2 separate regions of the Homo sapiens genome follow, and region 1 is linked to region 2. Evidence: read pairs that join two places in POLR2A ChIA-PET (ENCODE). Cell type or tissue: OCI-LY7. All regions are shown on one strand. Links, peaks and the distances in the headings refer to the core of each region. The heading gives the core; the rest is flanking DNA. Region 1 overlaps OGA (O-GlcNAcase). Region 2 overlaps NT5C2 (5'-nucleotidase, cytosolic II).

Evidence for each region. Peaks named below come from ENCODE experiments on the same cell type or tissue, not always from the same donor. Only the 100,000 strongest peaks of a DNase experiment are listed, where the experiment ranks them.
Region 1: POLR2A ChIA-PET joins it to region 2 with 5 read pairs; 2 of 35 experiments call an interaction of 5 or more read pairs at or near these places.

What each region holds. Positions count from the first base shown.
Region 1 is chr10:101,785,915-101,791,290 of GRCh38, forward strand. OGA (O-GlcNAcase) reads right to left here. Exons shown (of 16, transcript NM_012215.5): 14 at 4,982-5,174; 15 at 1,450-1,609; 16 at 1-673. The coding sequence ends at 537. Among named protein-coding and RNA genes, the nearest start is that of NPM3, 5.2 kb to the left of the region's middle. In OCI-LY7, for the core only: no CTCF peak of the experiment used is centred there; no DNase peak of the experiment used is centred there.
Region 2 is chr10:103,174,640-103,180,015 of GRCh38, forward strand. It overlaps NT5C2 (5'-nucleotidase, cytosolic II), which reads right to left. Exons shown (of 19, transcript NM_001351169.2): 3 at 219-343. The coding sequence starts at 319. It also overlaps the pseudogene MARCKSL1P1. Among named protein-coding and RNA genes, the nearest start is that of NT5C2, 16 kb to the right of the region's middle. In OCI-LY7, for the core only: no CTCF peak of the experiment used is centred there; DNase peaks (open chromatin) are centred at 2,802 and 2,902; H3K4me3 peaks cover 2,340 bases; H3K27ac peaks cover 3,435 bases.

The sequences.
Region 1 (5,376 bases), core at 281-5,280, 1.4 Mb before region 2:
AGAATAACTGCCCCAAATTGAAATTATTTATTCAGCTTAAACTAATGCCACAACCATCCCACTTGGAATCACTCCACCCTGACACTTCTGAAACCCACTCTTTCTTTCTTTCATCTCTGCCATGTCCCCTAAGACTGAGAGGCATTTCACTCAATAAACCAAGGAAGATGACAGATGTTATCTTGATTACTCTCAGGTGAGAAACGCAACCACACTGGATGCAGAAAATAGTGCTGACTACATTTATTGAAGACTCTCTCCCTGTATAAGCCCATGTAAAAGGTCTCAGCACCTAACACAAGACTCAAAAAGGAAGCCCACATCTCTCTTTCATACAGGATTTGCTGCAATACTATATTCTTCCAACCAGTGAGTAGTCTCAAAGTGTGATGGGTGAGTTTTACATAGTCTTCTTTGTTTCGAATCCAATTGGCTGATTTGTTACCATTCTAGAGGCTGAACTGTATGAAGACCTCAACTACCATTCACAAGGTGCAGTTAAGAGACTTTTGGACAGTTCACAGTGTCAACAAATGTCACAGGCTCCGACCAAGTATAACCACATCCTTTGGAAATCCTTCCATTTTTGCAATTTCAAAACATCCTAACTTGCTGTAAAATTCCAGAATTCTTTTATCATCTGGTCTCACTTCACAGAAAGCTCCCCGGGAGCCTAGAAATAAAACAAATATTCAAAACATAAATAAGTCACTTAATTAGTATAATTATAGATATAAAACTATAATCTTCGAGATGGTTAATATAAACAGGGCTTGTCTGTCTACACCAGCTCCTACATTTCACACAATTAAAAAAATTCATATTCAAAAAATTCAATAATGAGTGGCGTGAGCCACTGCACCCAGCTTCCCCCGCACCCGAGACAGAATCTTGCTCTGTTGGAGTCCAGTGGCAAGATCACGGCTCACTGCAACCTCCGCCTCCCGGCTTCAAGCAAGTCTCCTGCCTCAGCCTCCCGAGTAGCTGGGATTACAGGCGCCTGCCACCACTCTTAGTAGAGACAGGGTTTCACCATGTTGGCCAGGCTGGTCTCGATCTCTTGACCTCATGATCCGCCCACTTCGGCCTCCCAAAGTGCTGCGTGAGCCACCGTGCCCGGCCTTTTTTTTTTTTTTTTTTAAATTAGGTAGAGATGGGGTCTCAGCCATATTGCTCAGGCTGGTCTCAAACTCCTGGACTCAAGTGATCCTCCCACTTCGGCCTCCCGAAGTGCTAGGATTACAAGCATGAGCCACTAAGCCCAACCAGCATTTCTCAATTATTAATACACATGCGATTCTTCACCACTAATTAATTCAGAAACCAAATCATAAAAGGTGGGAAAAGCAGTATAAATTTACAATTCACTTCTTTCCTTTTATATCCAAAAATATATAGTTCTTTCCCTATCTTGCCCAAATACCACCAACTCCACAAATATGTACTCACCATTAGCCTTCAGTGAAGACAGGAGGCAAGCCATCATGCTTTTGGCCACACTTGGGTCAGTTACTTTTTTGTGAATGTCCATCTTTATCAGAGAAGGGAAATTAGCAAGGAAAGTTTCTGGCAGTACTTCCTGTTCTTCATGGAAACTCAACATTATTTTCTGGAAAAATTAGAATCTCTTGACTTTCACAATAGTTACGCATTAGATATCTAACCCAACTACAGAACTTAGCAACAAGAAAGCAATATTTAATAACTCTTCCAGTCACTATGTAAATTATCTCACACAGGATTATCCTATAATTCTAGCTGAAGCATTTTCACTTTCTTTGAGACAGGATCTCCTTCTGTTGGCCAGGCTGGAGAGGGGCAGGCATTCTCCCTCGCGTGCACGCGCTCTCTCTCTCTCTCTCTCTCTTTCCCTATTTATATCGTCAGGGCTGGTCTCGAATTCCTGGGCTCGAGTGATCCTTCTATCTCGGCCTCCTGAAGTGCTAGAATTACAAGTGTGTGCTGCCGTGCCTGGCCACCGTTTTCACTTTTAAAAGCTTGGGCCAGAGATCAAGACCATCCTGGCTGACACAGTGAAACCCTGTCTCTACTAAAAAAAAATACAAAAAATTAGGTCGTGTTGGCGGGCACCTGTAGTCCCAGCTACTCGGGAGGCTGAGGCAAGAGAATGGCGTGAACCCAGGAGGCGGAGCTTGCAGTGAGCTGAGATGGCGCCACTGCACTCCAGCCTGGGCAACAGAGCGAGACTCTGTCTTAAAAAAAAAAAAAAAAAAAAGTTTGGGTTGGGTCTAGTAGCTCACGCCTGTAATCCTAGCACTTTAGGAGGCTGAGGCAGGCAGACTGCCTGAGCTCAGGAGTTTGTGACCAGCCTGGGCAACAAAGTAAAACCCTGTCTCTACTAAAAACATAAAAAATTAGCCAGTCATGGCGGCGTGCGCCTGTAGTCCCAGCAACTCGGGAAGCTGAGGCAGGAGAATTGCTTGAACCCGGGAGGCAGAGGTTGCAGTAGGCTGAGATCCTGCCACCGCACTCCAGCCTGGGCGGGGAAAAAAAAAAAAAAAAAAAAAAGTTTTCTGGCCAGGCGTGGTGGCTCACTCACACTTGTAATCCCAGAACTTTGGGAGGCCGAGACAGGTGAATCACAAGGTCAGGAGTTTGAGACCAGCCTGGCCAACATCGTGAAACCCCGTATCTAGTAAAAATACAAAAATTGGCTGGGCCTAGTGGTGGGCGCCTGTAATCCCGACTACTCGGGAGGCTGAGGCAGGAGAATCACTTGAACCTGGGAGGCGGAGGTTGCAGTGAGCCGAGATCGCACCATTGCACTCCACCCCAGGCGACAGAGGGAAACTCCGTCTCAAAAAAAAAAAAAAAAATTTTGTCTAAATGCTATGTGGTATTGGATCCTGGAACAGGAAAAGGACATTAGCAGAAAAAACTGGTGAATAAAGTTTGGTGTCTGATTAATAATATACCCATGTTGGTTACTTAGACTTCACCAATACAGAAAATGGATAAGGAGTATACAGAAACTCTGTTTTAACTCTGCAACTTTTCTGTAAATCTAAAATCATTTAAAATACATAAAATATTTTAAATTAACGTATTCCTTACATGAAAATGTGCAAATTTTATGTTATTTATATTTTACCACAATTTTTAAAAAGTTCTTATGCTGAAAAGTGTCAGATGTGGAACAGCAATACATCAGCAGCTCAATCACCAGCATAGTGTCAGTGTAATCCCAAGTAAGCGAGGCAACACCAAACCAGCCTCTTGTTACACAGCCATGTGACTAAGGGCAGAAGGTAAAATATAGAAATAAACTATGAAGAAAATGAGGCCAGGCGCGGTGGCTCACGCCTATAATCCTAGCACTTTGGGAGGCTGAGGAGGGCGGATCACCTGAGGTCGGGAGTTTGAGACCAGCCTGACCAACATGGAGAAACCCCGTCTCTATTAAAAATATAAAATTATCCGGGCGTGGTGGCACATGCCTGTCATCTCAACTACTCGAGAGGCTGAAGCAGGAGAACTGCTTGAGCCTGAGAGGTGGAGGTTGCGGTGAGCCAAGATTGCGTCACTGCACTCCAGCCTGGGCAACAAGAGCAAGACTCTGTCTCAAAAAAATAAATAAATAAATAAAAAGACTATGAATACTTTGGTGTGGTGGAGAGGGGTAGAGAATTTTAGAAAAGGAAAAGAGAAACAACATAGAAGAAAAGAAAAAAGTATCACAAGTAGGGGTCCAAATATCTTATTTACTGTGCATAAAAACTATCCTCAAGAAGGAACTATCTAAAAAATGCATATACTGGCCAGGCACAGTGGCTCGTGCTTGTAATCCTAGCAGTATGGGAGGCCGAGGCAGGCGGACTGCTTGAGCTCAGGACTTTGAGACCAGCCTGGGCAACACGGCGAAACCCCATCTCTACAAAAAAAATACAAAAAAGTTAGCTGATGCGTAGTGGCTTGCACCTGTAGTCCCAGCTACTTGCAGGGCTGATGCAAGAGGATAACTTGAGCCTGGGAGGTCAAGGCTGCAGTGAGCCATGTTTGTGCTATTGCATTCCTGGGTGACAAGGTGAGACACTGTCTCAAAACAACAACAACATATACTGATGTATAAACCAAAATAATCACGTAATGTGTTGGCCAACATGGGGCATAAAACTTTTTTGGAGATGAAAAATGTATTTAAGTTGGGACAGGACAGACTTATTAAGAAGTGCTCCTATCACAAAGTAGACTCTCAAGAGCTCTTATTTTTAAATCACAATGTAGAATGCATTAGTCAGAAGGCAAGTTATTAACCTTCTGAGAAACCACCAAATAGATTTAAATTACTTAAATTGTCCTGAGTACTCAACAAAACGACCATAATATCTTGTTTTTTTTTTTTTTTTTTTTTTTTTGAGACAGAGTTTCACTCTGCTGCCCCGGCTGGAGTGCAGTGGCGCCATCTCAGCTCACTGCAACCTCCCGCTCCTGGGTTCAAGCAATTCTCCTGCCTCAGCCTCCTGAGTAGCTGGCATTACAGGCACCCGCCACCACACCCAGCTAATTTTTTTTTGTATTTTTAGTAGAGATGGAGTTTCACCACGTTGGCCGGGCTGGTCTTGAACTCCTGACTTCAGGTGATACACCCGCCTTGGCCTCCCAAAGTGCTGGGATTACAGGCACGAGCCACTGTGCCTGACCAAGACCATAACATCTTTAAGTATGAAACTTTAAAACAGAGGAAAAAAATGTTCTTTGTCTTTATTGTGTTTTCACCTGAGGAAATATTACAATAGTACTCCCAAATAAAAAACTGTCCCAATATTGGGGAAACAGTGAAAAATGTCATGCTAAGAATAAGCCATAAGAATTCTTTCTGCAAGAAAATTAATTTAGAAAGCACTAAGATTTTATGATGTATCTATGTACTTTTCCATTTTAGTAAGTACTTTAATAAAAAATAAAAATAAATAAATAAAAAAGACCATTACCATAGTATAATTCTTAACCTTTGTATTACCTCAGCCTCAGAGAGTTCCTTGTCACCATTTGGCTTGGTATACTTCTCCTGCATGAAGGGGATCCAGGAAATTTTACATTTTTTAATAAAGGGGGTCACATCTACAGTGCCCAAGGCATAACCACATATGCCATCTTCATCTTCTAGGACAAAGCAGTAATCCAGGCTGAGGGAAAGCAGCCCTCCTACTAACCTGCTCAGAAGGAAAGAGGCCACAGTAAACTTTTCAGTTGCTAATATAAAATTCAGACTTCAGTGATCCAAGACCCACTGTACTTGCATGAACTTACGGAACCTACATTTGGTGTAAGAAACTAGAAATGCACACATATTCAGATTTTACTAAAGCCAAAGTGGGATTTAAAATAAATAAATATATTTCCAGTCATCACCTC
Region 2 (5,376 bases), core at 193-5,192:
AAAGACATTTTTCTCTTAAATACTTTTACTAGTAGATACACAAAGCAGTATGGTGTACTAGTAGTTAAAAGTCTCGACTTAGAACTAGATTTGTACCATGTACTAGACATACGATCTGGGTTATTTACTTAACCTCTCTGTACATTAATTTCATCATCTGTAAAATGAAGTCCCACTTCATAGAGGGGTTTTGAGGATTAAATAGACAAAATACTTACCGATGATAGGCTTCTCGACGATACTTTTTCAGGGCATGCTTATCCATGTTAGCAGGCATATCTGCTGCATTCTGTAACCGATCACTCCAGGAGGTTGACATTTTATTTTAACTGTATTTTGTATTCTAGAAAAGAAAATCATTAATTTAGTAACTTAATATTGGCATCTGTATACTGACATCTGATTTTTTTAAAAATCAGAAAAACTCCAGCTTGCAAACTGCCTAATATAATTACCTATTAAAACACACTGAATACAGTAAATATGCTGAAAATTATACTGACACTTCTCAATAATCTAAAGTTGGAAAAATAATTTCATATGGTAATTTCAATCCGGAAAGATAACATATACTTCCAAATAATTAAGCATGGCTGCCAGTAATTACTCTAATCCTAGATTCTAGAAAAGGCACTAAAACCACAGCACAGCAGTTTGTGAAGATATATAATTTTAAGTTGATGTATGTTTTTAAAATGTGTGTAGTAGGCAAATTTTAAATTCTAATCAACAGATTCTGGTGTGGAGTAGAACAGTAGCAGGCACAGCTAGCGGGTTGGAATGGGGGTACAGCTCGTTTCCCCATTCCCGTAAGACGCCAGCCCCACCCCTCTGCCTGCCCAGCCAACCCCGCTGTACTACCCCAAGGTGTGAGTCTGGGTTGGATACTGGCTACCCCCCAGCAGACCCCCATCATAGGCAGCCAGAGCTCCAAGGCTCCTCGGAAGACGTGACCACCAAGGTTGCGGCAGGTGCTTCCCCTGCAAAGGCCAACGGACAAGACGATGGCCACGTGAAAAGCAATGAAGACTTATCTCCCAAGGGTGAAGGAGTGTTGCCTCTGTGAACAGAACACATGAGGCAGCCGGGGCCACTGGCGATGCCATTGAGCCAGCATCCCCTATCCAGGGTGCTGAGGCCAAGGGGGCAGTCTCCCCTAATAAGTTCTCTCTCAAGAAGTCTTTCAAATTCAGCAGGCTGCTCTTCCACAAAAATTGGAAGGAGGACGGGGGCAGTTCTTCTGCCTCTCAGCCAGAGGAAATGCAGGAGCAAGGTGCCTGTAGCAACAAGGGCACTGCCCAGGAAAGGAAGGCTGCTGCTACCCCTGAGAGCCAGGAGCCCCAAGCCAAGGGGGCAGAGGGTAATGCTGCCTCAGAAGAAGCCCCAGGCTACAGAGACATCCACTCCCTTGGGGCAGAGAGTGGCCCTATACCAGGCAGTGCTGAGCAGAATGAGGAGCTAGGTGGGGGCAGCAAAAACCGTGCTGTCCTTGTGAGGTCATTGCCTGGACCTGGTGCCCTGACTGCCTTCCTGTGCCCAGAAAGGAAGGGGCTATTGCCTCCTGCCAGCCACATTCCCTTTTCCCCTCTCCCTCCTGTGGATTCTCCCATCAGCGATCTGGTTTTCCTCTTAAGGCCAGCTGAAGATAGGCCCTGATAGCTCCCCAGGTTAGGTCACTGATGTAAAATGCTCCTCGCCTTGGCCCTACCTCCCTCCCTGTCCCCACCCCTGCAGAAGGCAACTGTTGGTTTTCTTCCTCGATTCTTTTCCAAGTAGGTTTTGTTTACCCTACTCCCCAAATCCCTGAGCCAGAAGTGTGGTGCTTATACTCCCAAACATTGCATACCCAGCCTCCCGCCGTTGAGTTTTAGTCTCTTGTGCTGTGTCTGCTGGCACTTGGGCTGAAAAGGCCACTGCCTCATCTAGGTTTTTGGTTTGTTTTTGAAACAGGGTCGCAGTGGCGTGATCTCTGCTCACTGCATCCCAGGCTCAAGCCATCTTCCCAACTCAGCTTCCCTAGTAGCTGGGACCACAGGCAGAGACCGGGGCGAGGGGGTCTCTACAAAAAGTGTTGGCCAGGCTGGTCTCGAACTCCTGGGTTCAAGCAATCTGCTCACCTCAATCTCCCAAAGTGCTGGGATTACAGTTGGGAGCCACCCGCCGGCCTCCATCTAGGTTTTCATAAATATCTTACTCATGTGGAAACCTCCAGCTTGTACATCAAATGTGTCTCTTTTTTTGACTTGGTAAGAAAGCATTAGGCTTTGGGGTTGGGGTAGGTCTGTAATGTGAAACAACTTGTCTTTTCTTCTCCCATTGTTATAAAACTTTTAATGGCCAAACCTCAGATTTGTACTTTTTTTTTTTAAGCTGCTAAAACCATTCTCTTCCACCTGGTTTTACTGTAACATTTGAAAAGGAAAAAATGTCATCCCTTTAAAAGATAAATAAATACATTTTGATAACATACTAAGCTCAGTCAATGGTGGCACAAATACAAGCAATAAATATTTGATTTCTAGTTATTTAATGCTTTTACATTTTTCTGTAATAACTTATTTTCAGCTGGCAATAAAGACTATGAACAAAAAGAAGGAATAAACTAAAACATTCCATCTAATTAGGATAAGCATCTAAAATGAGGTGGGCAGCTTAAGTGTTTTTAACTACTTTTACATTAGGCTATTCTTAGGTTTCACTTCTGTTTTTGAAGTTTTCATCAGTAAGTAGTTTCAAATAAGGATGAAAAATATCCTCTTAGAGTTAAGTAGTAGATTAATATTTTATAAAAATAGCATTATTTGTGAAAACATCTGTAGCCTGTTATTTCCCATCTTGAAAATGCTAACATCGTTTATGACATGAAGTCAATATATACCTCCCTTCCTCTCTCCCTTCTTCTGAGACAGGGTCTCACTGTTGCCCAGGCTGGAGTGCAGTGACATGATCATAGCTCACTGTAACCCTGAACTCCTGGACTCAAGTGATCCTTCCACCTCAGGCTCCAGAACAGCTAGAAATACAGGTACTCACTACAAAACCCAGCTAATTATTATTTTTTTTAATTTGTGTACAGACAGGGTCTCATTATGTTGTCCAGGCTAAGTCTTTTTTATATAAATCACCTCTGTGGCTTTTAAAAAAATAATTTATTCAGGGGAAATTCACATAAAATTGGCCACTTTAAAGTGAACAAGTTGGTGGCATTTAGTGCAACCACCAACTCCTTTTAGTGTCAAAATACTTCCATGACTCTAAAGTAAAACCCCTCATCCATTAAGCAGTTTCTTCCCACTATGCCCTCTACCCAGCCCCTGGCAACAACCAATCTGGACTCTGTCTCTGGATTTAACTATCCTGGATATTTCATATAAATGGAATCATACAACATGTGACCTTTTGTGTCTGCCTTCTTTCAGTTGGCATAGTATTTTCAAAGCTCATCCATGTAGTATCACATATCACATTTCATTCTTTCTAATGACTGAATAATAATCCACTGTGCAGGCGCAACTGGCTCTCCTTTTGTGGAAAAGTGAACTTAATCCACACGTCTCATCATATACAAAATTTAAGATGGATCATAGACCTAAACGTAATATCTAAAACTATAAAACTTGTACACAGACCAGGCGCAGTGGCTCATGCCTATAATCCCATCACTTTGGGAGGCCAAAGTGGGTGGATCACTTGAGCTCAAGAGTTTGAAAGCCTGGGCAACATGGCAAAAACCCATCTCTACAAAATATACAAAAATTAGTTGGGCATGGTGGTCCGTATCTGTAGTCCCAGCTACTTGGGAGGCTGAGGCAGGAGTATCACTTGAGCCCAGCAGAGGTTGCAGTGAGGCGGAGGTTGAAGCAGAGCTTGCAGTGAGCTGATTATGCCACTGCGCTCCAGCCTCAGTGACAGAGGAAGACCTGTGGCTCATGCCTGTAATCCCAGCACTTTGGGAGGCTAAGGAGGGTGGATCACGAGGTCAAGAGATGGAGACCATCTTGGCCATCATGGTGAAACCCCGTCTCTACTAAATACAAAAAATTAGCTGGGCATGGTGGCACGCATCTGTAATCCCAGCTACTCAGGTGGCTGACGCAGGAGAATCGCTTTCACCTGGGAGGTGGAGGTTGCAATGAGCTGAGCCGAGATCACACCACTACACTCCAGCCTGGGCAACAAGATCAAGACTGTCTCAAAAAAAAAAAAAAAAGACAAGCAAGCAACCCTTGGGGTTGCTCTGTAAACAGAGTGGTCATTCCTCTGTTTCCTCTACGTTTTCTCTGTATTCCTCTACGTTTTCTTTTTTCTTTTTTTCTTTTTTTTTTTTGAGATAGAGTCTTGCTCTGTCACCCAGGCTGGAGTGCAGTGATGCGATCTTGGCTCACTGCAACCTCCACCTCCCAGGTTCAAGCGATTCTCCTGCCTCAGCCTCCTGAGTAACTGGGATTACAGGCACGCACCACCTTGCCCGGCTAATTTTTGTATTTTTAGTACAGACGGAGTTTCACCATGTTGGTCAGGCTGGTGCCAAACTCCTGACCTCATGATCTGCCCACCTTGGCCTTCCAAAGTGCTGGGATTACAGGTGTGAGCCACTGTGCCCAGCCTCCTCTACTTCCTTAATAAACTTGCTTTCACTTTACTTTATGGACTCGCCCTAAATTCTTTATTACATCAGATCCAAGAACCCTCTCTTGGGGTCTGGATCAGGACCCCTTTCCAGTAACAATACTGTAGGTAGGAAAACCATGGAAGGCCTCTTTGAGGAGGTAATATTTGTTCAGAGACCTGAGTAAAGTAAAGGAGTGATATACAAAATAAAACAAACAGCAACTGCATATACACAAACAACAACTGCACCCAAGTAGCTGGGATTACAGGTGCACACCACCATGCCCGGCTAATTTTTTGTATTTAGTAACACAGTGGTTTGCAACTATACTCCCAGCTACTTGGGAGGCTGAGACAGGAGGATCGCTTTGAGCCCAGGAGTTTGAGGCTGCAGTGAGCTATAATCACACCACTGCACTTCAGCCTGGGTGACAGAGTGAGACCCAATCTCTAAACAAAAAAATAAAACAAACAATAAACCAACCTACTACAGGGTTGGCATATAACATCATATTAATCTGTTTTGCATATTATGGTTTATATGCATATGCAAAAGATTTAGAATATTTTATTCTCTTAGAAGGTTAGATTATCTCTGCAACCTTGTTTGTATACTTAATTTAAGTCCCTCTTCATGGCTAACAGAGGACTTAAAAAACTAAAACAAAATTGCATTTATATATTATCCTTCCATTAGAGTATTGAGAGGAAAAAGACAAGCTATGGTTTGGGACAAAATATTTGCAAACACACATCTGACAAAAG